Linked DNA regions of Homo sapiens: region 2 is linked to region 1. A link is an interaction called in ENCODE POLR2A ChIA-PET data of the cell type or tissue named here. Cell type or tissue: K562. All regions are shown on one strand. Region 1 has its middle 23 kb from the start of LINC02422. Region 2 overlaps AMN1 (antagonist of mitotic exit network 1 homolog).

Region 1 (5,000 bases):
ACTGCAACCTCCACCTCCTGGGCTCCAGTGATTCTCGTGCCTTAGACTCCTGAGTAGCTGGGATTACAGGCACATACCACCACACCTGGCTAATTTTTGTATTTTTTTAGTAGAGACAGGGTTTCACCATCTTGGCCAGGCTGGTCTCCCACTCCTGACCTCAAATGATCTGCCCACCTCAGCCTCCCAAAGTGCTGGGATTACAGGTGTGAGCCACTGTGCCCGGCTGAGTTGTTTGGTATTTCTTACTTATTTGTAGAAGTTAGTTATGTTTTTCTCAGTTATAATTCTTTGTCAATTATGTGCCAAATATCTTCTCCCAGTTTGTAGCTTATATTTTCATTTTCATTGTGGTATCTTTTGAAAACCAGAAGTTCTTAATTTTAATATAATACAATTTATCAATCTTTCCCTTTATATGATTTTCTTCTTTTTCCTGTTTTAAATGATGGACTATTAGAACGTGGAACTATATTATTTTAAATATTATGATAAATACATAGAATACATAATACAAAAAAGTTAAACAACTGGTATATATATTGGATAAGAAAAGATAAAATGATATCTTTCAGCTGATTATAAGATTTATGCGGCCGGGCACTGTGGTTCATGCCTGTAATCTCAGCACTTTGGGAGGCCGAGGCGGACGGATCATGAGGTCAGGAGTTCGAGACCATCCTGGCTAACACGGTGAAACCCCCATCTCTACTAAAAATACAAAAAATTAGCTGGGCTTGGTGGTGGGCACCTGTAGTACCAGCAACTCGGGAGGCTGAGGCAGGAGAATGGCATGAACCTGGGAGGTGGAGCTTGCAGTGAGCCGAGATCGTGCCACTGCACTCCAGTGTGGGTGACAGAGTGAGACTCCGTCTCAAAAAAAAAAAAAAAAAAAAAAAAAAAAGATTTATGCCTGTATATCCCAAGGACTCCGGTTTGAAGAAAAAAAAAAACTACTTGAATCAATAAAAGTAGTGATATGGTAGTTGTATTCAAGATAAAAATACAGGCCAGATGCAGTAGCTCATGCCTATAATCCCAACACTTTTAGAGGCCAAGGTGGGAGAGGATTGCTTGAGTGCAGAAGTTCAAGACCTGCCTGGGAACCATGCCGAGACCTGGTCTCTACAAAAAATAAAAAATTAGCTGGGTGTGTGGTGATGCATGCCCCTAGTCCCAGCTACTCAGGAGGCTGAGGTGAGAGGATCCCTTGAGCCCAGAAGGTCAAGGATGCAGTGAGCCATGATCATGCCACTCTACCCCAGCCTGGGCAAGAGAGTGAGATCCTGTCTAAAAAAATTTAAAAAAAGATAAATATGCAAAAGGTATAAAAACCAGTATGTTTTTTCAATTCTTGAAGTAGTGGCACATGCCTGTAATCCCAGCTACTTGGGAGGCTGAGGCAGGAGAATTACTTGAACCCTGGAGGCAGAGGTTGCAGTGAGCCGAGATCGCGCCACTGCACTCCAGGCTGGGTGACAGGGCAAGACTCTGTCTTAAAAAAAAAAAAAAAAAAAAAAAATTGGCCGGGCGCAGTGGCTCATGCCTGTAATCCCAGCACTTTGGGAGGCTGAGGCAGGCGGAACACGAGGTCAGGAGATCGAGACCATCCTGGCTAACATGGTGAAGCCCCGTCTCTACTAAAAATACAAAAAAATACAAAAAATTACAAAAAATTAGCCGGGCGTGGTGACGGGCACCTGTAGACCCAGCTGCTCGGGAGGCTGAGGCAGGAGAATGGCGTGAACCCAGGAGGCAGAGCTTGCAGTGAGCCGAGATCACGCCACTGCACTCCAGCGTGGGCGACAGAGCGAGACTCCGTCTCAAAAACAAAAAATCAAACCTGCAATAAACTTATGCATATATATGTTTATATTGTTGGAAGTTTATCTTCAGGGTAAATTTCTAGAAATGAGATTGCTGGGTCAAAATATAAGTGCATATGTCGTTTATTCAGATATTACCAAATTTCTCTCCAGAAGCGTTGAACCAATTTTCATTCCCACCAGTAATGAATGAGACTGTGTATTTCCCTTACAGTCTCTCCAACAGAATATACTGTCAGTCTGTATTTTTAAATTTTTGTCTATCTAAACTTTTCCAGGTAAAAATGGTATCTCAGTGTTGTTTTAATCTGCATTTTTCTAATTATGAATGAGTCTGACATTTTTTCATATATTTGAGAGACATTTTTCTATCTTTTTTTGTTTGTTGTCTGTTCACATCTTTTCCCATTTTTCTGTTGAGTTTTTGGTCCTTTGTCCTCAAATTTTAAGCATTTTTTATATTTTAAGGATTTTACTCCTTGTCTATGGTATATGTGTGAATATTTTCTCCTATTTTTGTCAGTTATCCTTTGTCCTTCTTTATGGTACTTTTGTCACGCAAATTTAAGCATTTACATATCATCACATTTATCAATCTTTTATTACGTCTGAATTTTGAGCCCCAGTTCAAAAGCCATTCCCTACACTGAAGTTAAAGAGGAATCTACCCGTGTGTTTTTCTAATATGTTGGTGCAAAAGTGATTGAGGTTTTGCCATTACTTTTATTTATTTATGTGTTTGTTTGTTTGTTTATTTTTGAGATAGAGTCTCGCTCTGTTGCCCAGGCTAGAGTGCAGTGGCACGACTGGCTCACTGCAACCTCCACCTCCTAGGTTCAAGTGATTCTCTTGCCTCAGCCTCCCGAGTAGCTGGGATTACAGGTGCGTGCCACCATGCTCAGCTAATTTTTTTTTTTTTTTTTGTATTTTTAGTAGAGATGGGGTTTCACCATGTTGGCTAGGCTAGTCTTGAACTCCTGACCTCAGGTGATCCGACCACTTCGGTCTCCCAGAGTGCTGGGATTACAGGCATGAGCCACTGTGCCCAGCCCTGCTGTTACTTTTAATGGTGCTTGAATGGTTTCCTTTTTTACATATAGATCCCTCATCTATTAGAAGTTGATTCTTACATATGGTGTGAAGTATTCATCTATATATATTTTCCAAGTGCCTACCCATTTGTTCTAGCATTTTTTCAAAGTCTTTCTTTACTTCAGTGATTTGACATGCCATCTTTGCCAGATACCTAATTGTATCTTGATAAATAAAAGTTACTTTTAATGGCTAAGTACTTTAAAATATTATCTTAAGTTACTTTTAGAATTTATAAACATTTCTCCCTCTTTTTAACCCCTTTAAGGTAAAGAGTCCCAAAGCAGCTTTAGGGAGGGAAAAAGGTCACAGTGGGACCTTGGCCTGGCCTTAACTGTCAAGACACTAAGCTGATGAGTGGCAGCTGTAAAGAGTTGTCCTGGGGACTGTGCCAGGATACTTTTTATATTATTTTTATCTCTATGAAAGCAATACATGTGCATAGTTTTATATGTCAAAAAGTGACTGGGCATGGTGGCATGTGCCTGTAATCCCAGCTACTCGGGAGGCTGAGGTGGGAGGATTGCTTGAGCCCAGGAGGTTGAGAACGGCCTCAGCAACATAGCAAGACCCTCATTTCAAAAAAAAAAAAAAAAAAAGAAATAAAATAAAATAAATGTAAAAATGAAAAAACAAAAAGTGAAGTGTGAACAATAAGAAGTGTAAATCCTGGCCGGGCATGGTGGCTCACACCTGTAATCCCAGCACTTTGGGAGGCCGAGGTAGGTGGATCACGAGGTCAGGAGTTCAAGATCAGCTTGGCCAAGATGGTGAAACCCCGCCTCTTCTAAAAATACAAAAAATTAGCCGGGTGGGGTGGTGGGCGCCTGTAATCCCAGCTACTCGGGAGGCTGAGGCAAAGGATTGCTTGAACTCGGGAGGCAGAGGTTGCAGTGAGCTGAGATCGCGCCACTGCACTCCAGCCTGTGCGACAGAGCAAGACTCTGCCTCAAAAAAAAAAAAAAGAAATGTAAGTCCTTGGCTGTACCCCTCCCCTAACCTTGATTTCCAACTAGAGTTTAAGCCTTAAGAGGGGAGATTAGAACTAATAAATAATTTTAGCAAGGCTGCAAGATATGAGATCAATACACAAAAATCAATCGTGTTTCTACACACTTGCAATGAACAGTTCAAAAATAAAATTAATAAAAGTTTCATCTACAATAGTATCAATAAGAATACATTATTTAGGAATAACTTTAACAAAAGAAATGCAAAAATTATACTCCCCAAACTGCAAACCATTCTTGAAAGAAACTAAAAAACATCCAAATAAATGGAAAAACATTCTATGTTCATGGATTGGGAGATAATATTGTTAAGATAGCAATACTCGGCCAGGCACAGTGGTGCATGTCTGTAATCCCAGCACTTTGAGAGGCTGAGCTAGGATGATCACTTGAGCCCAGGAGTTCAAGACCAGCCGAGGCAACATAGGAAGACCCCATCTCTACAAAAAATTTAAGAATTAGCCCAGCCAGGCACAGGGGCTCATGCCTGTAATCCCAGCACTTTAGGAGGCCGAGGTGAGTGGATCACCTGAGGTCAGGAGTTCGAGACCAGCTTGGCCAACATGGTGAAACCCCATCTCTACTAAAAATACAAAAATTAGCCTGGCATGGTGGCATATGCATGTAGTCTCAGCTACTCAGGAGGCTAAGGCACAAGAATCACTTGAACCCAGGAGGCAGAGGTTGTAGTGAGCTGAGATCACGCCACTGCACTCCAGCCTGGGCAAGAGAGCAACACTCCCTCTCAAAAAACATAAATTAAATAAATTTAAAAAAAATTAGTTGAGTGTGGTGGTGCACGCCTATGGTCTCAGCTACTCAAGAGGCTGAGGTTGGAGGATCGCTTCAGTGCAGGAAGTCAAGGCTGCCAAGGCTGGTGTGAGCTGTGATCACACCACTGCATTCCAGCCTGGGTGACAGACTGAGATCCTGTCTCAAAAACAAAACAAACAAAAGCAATACTCCTCAAATTGATCTATAGATTTACAGATTTGAAGATTTGATCAGAATTCCAGCTAGTTATAGAAATTGACAAAATGATCTAAAATTCATATGGAATTGCAAGGGACCT
Region 2 (5,000 bases), 150 kb before region 1:
TAGGGTAGGCATATGTTTAGCTTAATGCCAGTTTTTCAAAGTGGTTGTACCCAATCACAATCCTACCATTGGTGAATGAGCATTCTTGTGGTCCATATCCTTGCCAACACTTGGCATTGTTAATCTTTTAAATTTTAGTCATTTTAGTGGGTATATAATAGCAATGCAATGTGGCATTAAATTGCAATCTCTGATTAATATGGGTACACATTCATCTTTTTATTGTCTGGTTGGATATCCTCTTTTGTGGAGTATCTACTCAAGTATTTTGCCCTCTTTCATTTTGGGTTAATTATGTTTCTTACTGATATATAGGAATTCCTGTTATATGCTGGATATGAACCTTCTGTTTGTTATATACGTTGCAAATATATTCCCCCATTCCGTGGATTGCCTTTCCACTTTCTTAATCATGTCTTTTGCTGAAGAGAAGTACATTCTAATACAGTCCAATTTATCAGTGTTTTCCATTACAGCAGGTGATTTTTTGTCCTGTTCATAAACTTTCCCTGTCCTAAGTTCATGAAGATATTCTCCTATGTTTTCTTCTACAAGAATTCACTAAGTTTATTGTTTCACCTTTCCTTTTTGACTTACAAACCACCAGGAACTGATTTTTTTTTTTACATTTTTATTTAAGTTCCGGGATATACACCTAGGTATTAAGCCCCACATGCATTGTCTATTTGTCCTGATGCTATCCTTTCCCTTGCTCCCCCCAACCACAGGCCCCGGTGTGTGTTGTTCCCCTCCCTGTGTCCATGTGTTCTCATCATTCAGCTCCACTTATGACATGCGGTGTTTGGTTTTCTGTTCCTGTGTTAGTTTGCTGAGGATGATGTCTTCCAGCTTTATCCATGTCCCTGCAAAGGACGTGATTTCATTTCTTTTTATGGCTGCATAGTATTCCATGGTTTATATGTACCACACTTTCTTTATCCAGTCTATCACTGATGAGCATTTGAGTTGGTTCCATGTCTTTGCTATTGTGAATAGTGCTGCAATAAACATATGTGTGCAATAAGCAAACATTCATTGTAATAGAATCATTTATATTCCTTTGGGTATATACCCAGTAATGGGATTGCTGGGTCAAATGGTATTCCTGGATAAACACATTCGTTATGAAGAAAGATTAAATAAATTCTTCTCTAGTGTCAAGCTACTTTAAACTTGTTTTAATTCAAGACTCTTCTGTGGTGCCTTCTAATCTGTCTACAGACAGTCTAATTTAATTCAGTCTTATTTAATTCACAAGAGGCAGTATCAGAAACTGGGATTTCTTGGTAACTAAGATTTATAGTTAACTTTTTTTTTTTAATTTTACTTTAAGTTCTGAGATACATGTGCAGAACATTCAGGTTTGTTACATAGGTATACATGTGCCATGGTGGTTTGCTGCCCCTATCAACCTGTCATCTAGGTTTTAAGCCCTGCATGCACTAGGTATTTGTCCTAATGCTCTCCCTCCCCTTGTCCCCAACCCCCCGACAGGCCCCAGTGTGTGATGTTCCCCTCCCTGTGTCCATGTGTTCTCATTGTTCAACCTGAATTTGAATGTTGGCCTGTCTTGCTAGGTTGGGGAAGTTCTCCTGCATAATATCCTGAAGTGTGTTTTCCAACGTGGTTCCATTCTCTCAATCACTTTCAGGTACACCAATCAATCGTAGGTTTGGTCTTTTCACATAGTCCCATATTTCTTGGAGGCTTTGTTCGTTTTCATTCCTTTTTCTCTAATCTTGTCTTTGCCTCTTATTTCAGTAAGTTGATCTTCAATCTCTGCTATTCTTTCTTCTGCTTGATCAATTTGGCTATTGATATTGTATATGCTTCATGAAGTTCTCATGCTGTGTTTTTCAGCTCCATCAGGTCATTTATGTTCTTCTCTAAACTGGTTATTCTAGTTAGCAGTTCCTGTAACCTTTTATCAAGGTTCTTAGCTTCCTTGTGTTGGGTTAGAACATGCTTCTTTAGCTTGGAGAGTTTGTTATTACCAACCTTCTGAAGCCTACTTCTGTCAACTCGTCAAACTCATTCTCTGTCCAGTTTTGTTCCCTTGCTGGCAAGGAGTTGTGTTCCTCTGGAGAATAGGCATTCTGGTTTTTGGAATTTTCAGGCTTTCTGCTCTAGTTTCTCCCCATCTTTGTGGTTTTATCTACCTTTGGTCTTTGATGTTGGTGACCTATGGATGGGGTTTTGGTGTGGATGTCCTTTTTGTTAATGTTGATGCTATTCCTTTCTGTTTGTTAGTTTTCCTTCTAACAGACAGGCCCCTCAGCTGCAGGTCTGTTGGAGTTTACTGGAGGTCCACTCCAGACCCTGTTTGCCTGGGTCTATAGACCTGTCTGCTGCCTTTTGTTCAGATATGCCCTGCCCCAGAGGTGGAATCTAGAGAGGCAGTAGGCCTTGCTGAGCTGTAGTGGGCTCCGCCCAGTGTGAGCTTCCTTGCCACTTTGTTTACACTGTGAGCATAGAACCGCCTACTCAAGCCTCAGCAATGGCAGACGCCCCTCCCCCCGCCAAGCTCCCACATCCCAGGTCGATCTCAGACTGCTGCGCTAGCAGCGAGCAAGGCTCCGTGGGTATGGGACCTGCCAAGCCAGGCACAGGAGGCAGTCTCCTGGTCTGCTGATTGGGAAGACCGTGGGAAAAGCGCAGTATTTGGGCAGGAGTGTACAGTCACTCAGAGCTTCCCTTGACTAGGAAAGGGAAATCCCCCGACCCCTTGCACCCAGGTGAGGCGACGCCCTGCCCTGCTTCAGCTCGCCCTCCGTGGGCTGCAGTCACTGTTCAACCAGTCCCAGTGAGATGAACCAGGTACCTCAGTTGGAAATGCAGAAATCGCCCATCTTCTGCGTCAATCTTGCTGGGAGCTGCAGACTGGAGCTGTTCCCATTTAGCCATCTTGGAAGTGACCTCCCAATTTCTTTTTAATGATATAAAATCTTTCCTAAGCATCACTAGGATCAGAAAAGCAAATTTTTCAGAAATTTCAAAAATGTAGAGAAAAGGTTAGACATTTTGTTAGGGAAGTAAAAATATATACAATTATACACATATAAAATTATATTTGTTCTGGAATATACAATATGTTATTTGTATTGCTCACTGTAGATCTAGTGATTGTAAGAACTTATGTAGCATTTTATCAAGCCTCCCTATCTCTTTAGAGACTTCAAAGACTTCAGAAAGGTATGGAGAACATCAAATGTTGGTCAAGATGGTAGTCAACAGGAACTCTCAAACATTGAGAGTAGGCATGTAATTTGGTACAAGCATCTGAGAAAACTGTTTGGCCTTATCTAGTAAAGCTAAAGATGTATAGATCCTAAGATCTAGCAATTCCAGTTGGAGGTATCAACCCTGGAAAACCTTGCACTTTTGAGTCAGAAGATGTAGACAACAAAACTCACAGCAGCATTGTTTGTAACAGAGAGAACTAAAAACAACTCAAATTACCATCCACAGTAAATAGAATGAATTACAATATAGTTATACAATGGAACCTTTTGTTTGTGCAATTTATTCAAGTGGTTGCATGCGGCCACAGTTCATTTCGTTCTCAATATATGTTATAATATATAGATGATACATGTATGTGTGTATATATATATTTCATTGTGTGAATATACTACATTTAATTTTTCCATTCCGTTGTCATTTGACATTGTCAACATACATTGCTTTACTTTTTTCTTTTAAAAAGTTGAGATGAAAGATAATATGAAATTAATCATTTTACAGTGTGCACTTCAGTGGCATTTTGTACATTTACAATGTTGTGCAACTACCACCTGTATCTAGTTCTAAAACATTTTCACCAGCCCAAAAGAAAACTTATCTCTATTAAGAAGTCAGTCCCTGCCGGGTGTGGTGGCTCCCACCTGTAATCCCAGTACTTTGGGAAGCTGAGGCATGTGGATCATCTGAGGTCAGGAGTTCGAGACCAGCCTGACCAACATGGTATAACCCCATCTCTACCAAAAATACAAAATTAGCCGGGTGTGGTGGCAGGTGCCTGTAATCCCAGCTACTTGGGAGGCTGAGGCAGGAAAATCGCTTGAACCATGGAGGAAGAGGTTTCAGTGAGCTGAGATCGTGCCACTGCACTCCAGCCTGGACAACATGAGTGAAACTCTGTCTCAAAAAAAAAAAAAAAAGTCAATCCCCATTCCTCCTTTTTCTCACAAATACCAATTATGGGTTGTAATACCTCAGAACTACCAATTTGCTTCCTGTCACTATTGATTTATCTGGATTTATACAATATGTGGCCTCTGTGTCTGGCTGCCTTCAATTAGCATCATGTTTTCAAGGTTTATCCACATTGTAGTATGTATCAGTATTTCATTCCTTTTTACAGCTGAATAACATTCAACTATACAAATATACCACATTTTGTTTATTGATTCATCAATTGATGGACATCTGTCTGGGTTTTTCTACCTTTGGCTAATGTGAATAATGCTGCTATGAACATTCATGTACAAGTATTTGAGTACCCAGTTTCAATTCAACTGGGTATAGACTTAGAAGTCAAATTGTAGCAGAATTGTAGGCCAAGTGTAGTGGCTCATATCTATAATCCCAGCACTTTGGAAGCCAACGTGGGAATATCTCTTGAGTCCAGGAGTTTGAGACCAGCCTCATTTATTTGGTTGAGCCACAGGTGAGCAGTCTCTCAAAACAAAAGTGAATGCAGAGCCTTGCCTAACAGTGCAAAGCCAGCTGCTTATATATCTGGCTCCTGCGACAGTCTGATTTGATTGGTGAGGATGATGGGGTGCTGGGCATATGGGTGGCCGAAATTATCAAGGACCGTGGAGTAAAATGTAGCGGTTTCCACTGGGGAAGAAAAAGAAGGACTTCCGGGTTTGGATGCTCAATGGGAGGTACCCAGGGGAGGAAGCTGGGTATCTGATGCTCAGGTATCAATACTGGGGTGGCATCAATACAGGAGTGGACAGCAAGAGGGAAATATCATCCTCAACACCCTCAGC

What was found. ChIA-PET counts read pairs that join two places held together with the same protein. Peaks named below come from ENCODE experiments on the same cell type or tissue, not always from the same donor. Only the 100,000 strongest peaks of a DNase experiment are listed, where the experiment ranks them.
Region 2: POLR2A ChIA-PET joins it to region 1 with 5 read pairs; 6 of 35 experiments call an interaction of 5 or more read pairs at or near these places.

The regions. Positions count from the first base shown.
Region 1 is chr12:31,861,940-31,866,939 of GRCh38, forward strand. No RefSeq gene overlaps it. Among named protein-coding and RNA genes, the nearest start is that of LINC02422, 23 kb to the right of the region's middle. In K562, no CTCF peak of the experiment used is centred here; no DNase peak of the experiment used is centred here.
Region 2 is chr12:31,716,397-31,721,396 of GRCh38, forward strand. All of the region lies in intron 1 of AMN1 (antagonist of mitotic exit network 1 homolog), which reads right to left. Among named protein-coding and RNA genes, the nearest start is that of AMN1, 10 kb to the right of the region's middle. RefSeq lists enhancers at 2,172-2,679, 2,680-3,186. In K562, no CTCF peak of the experiment used is centred here; a DNase peak (open chromatin) is centred at 2,590; H3K4me3 peaks cover 1,298 bases.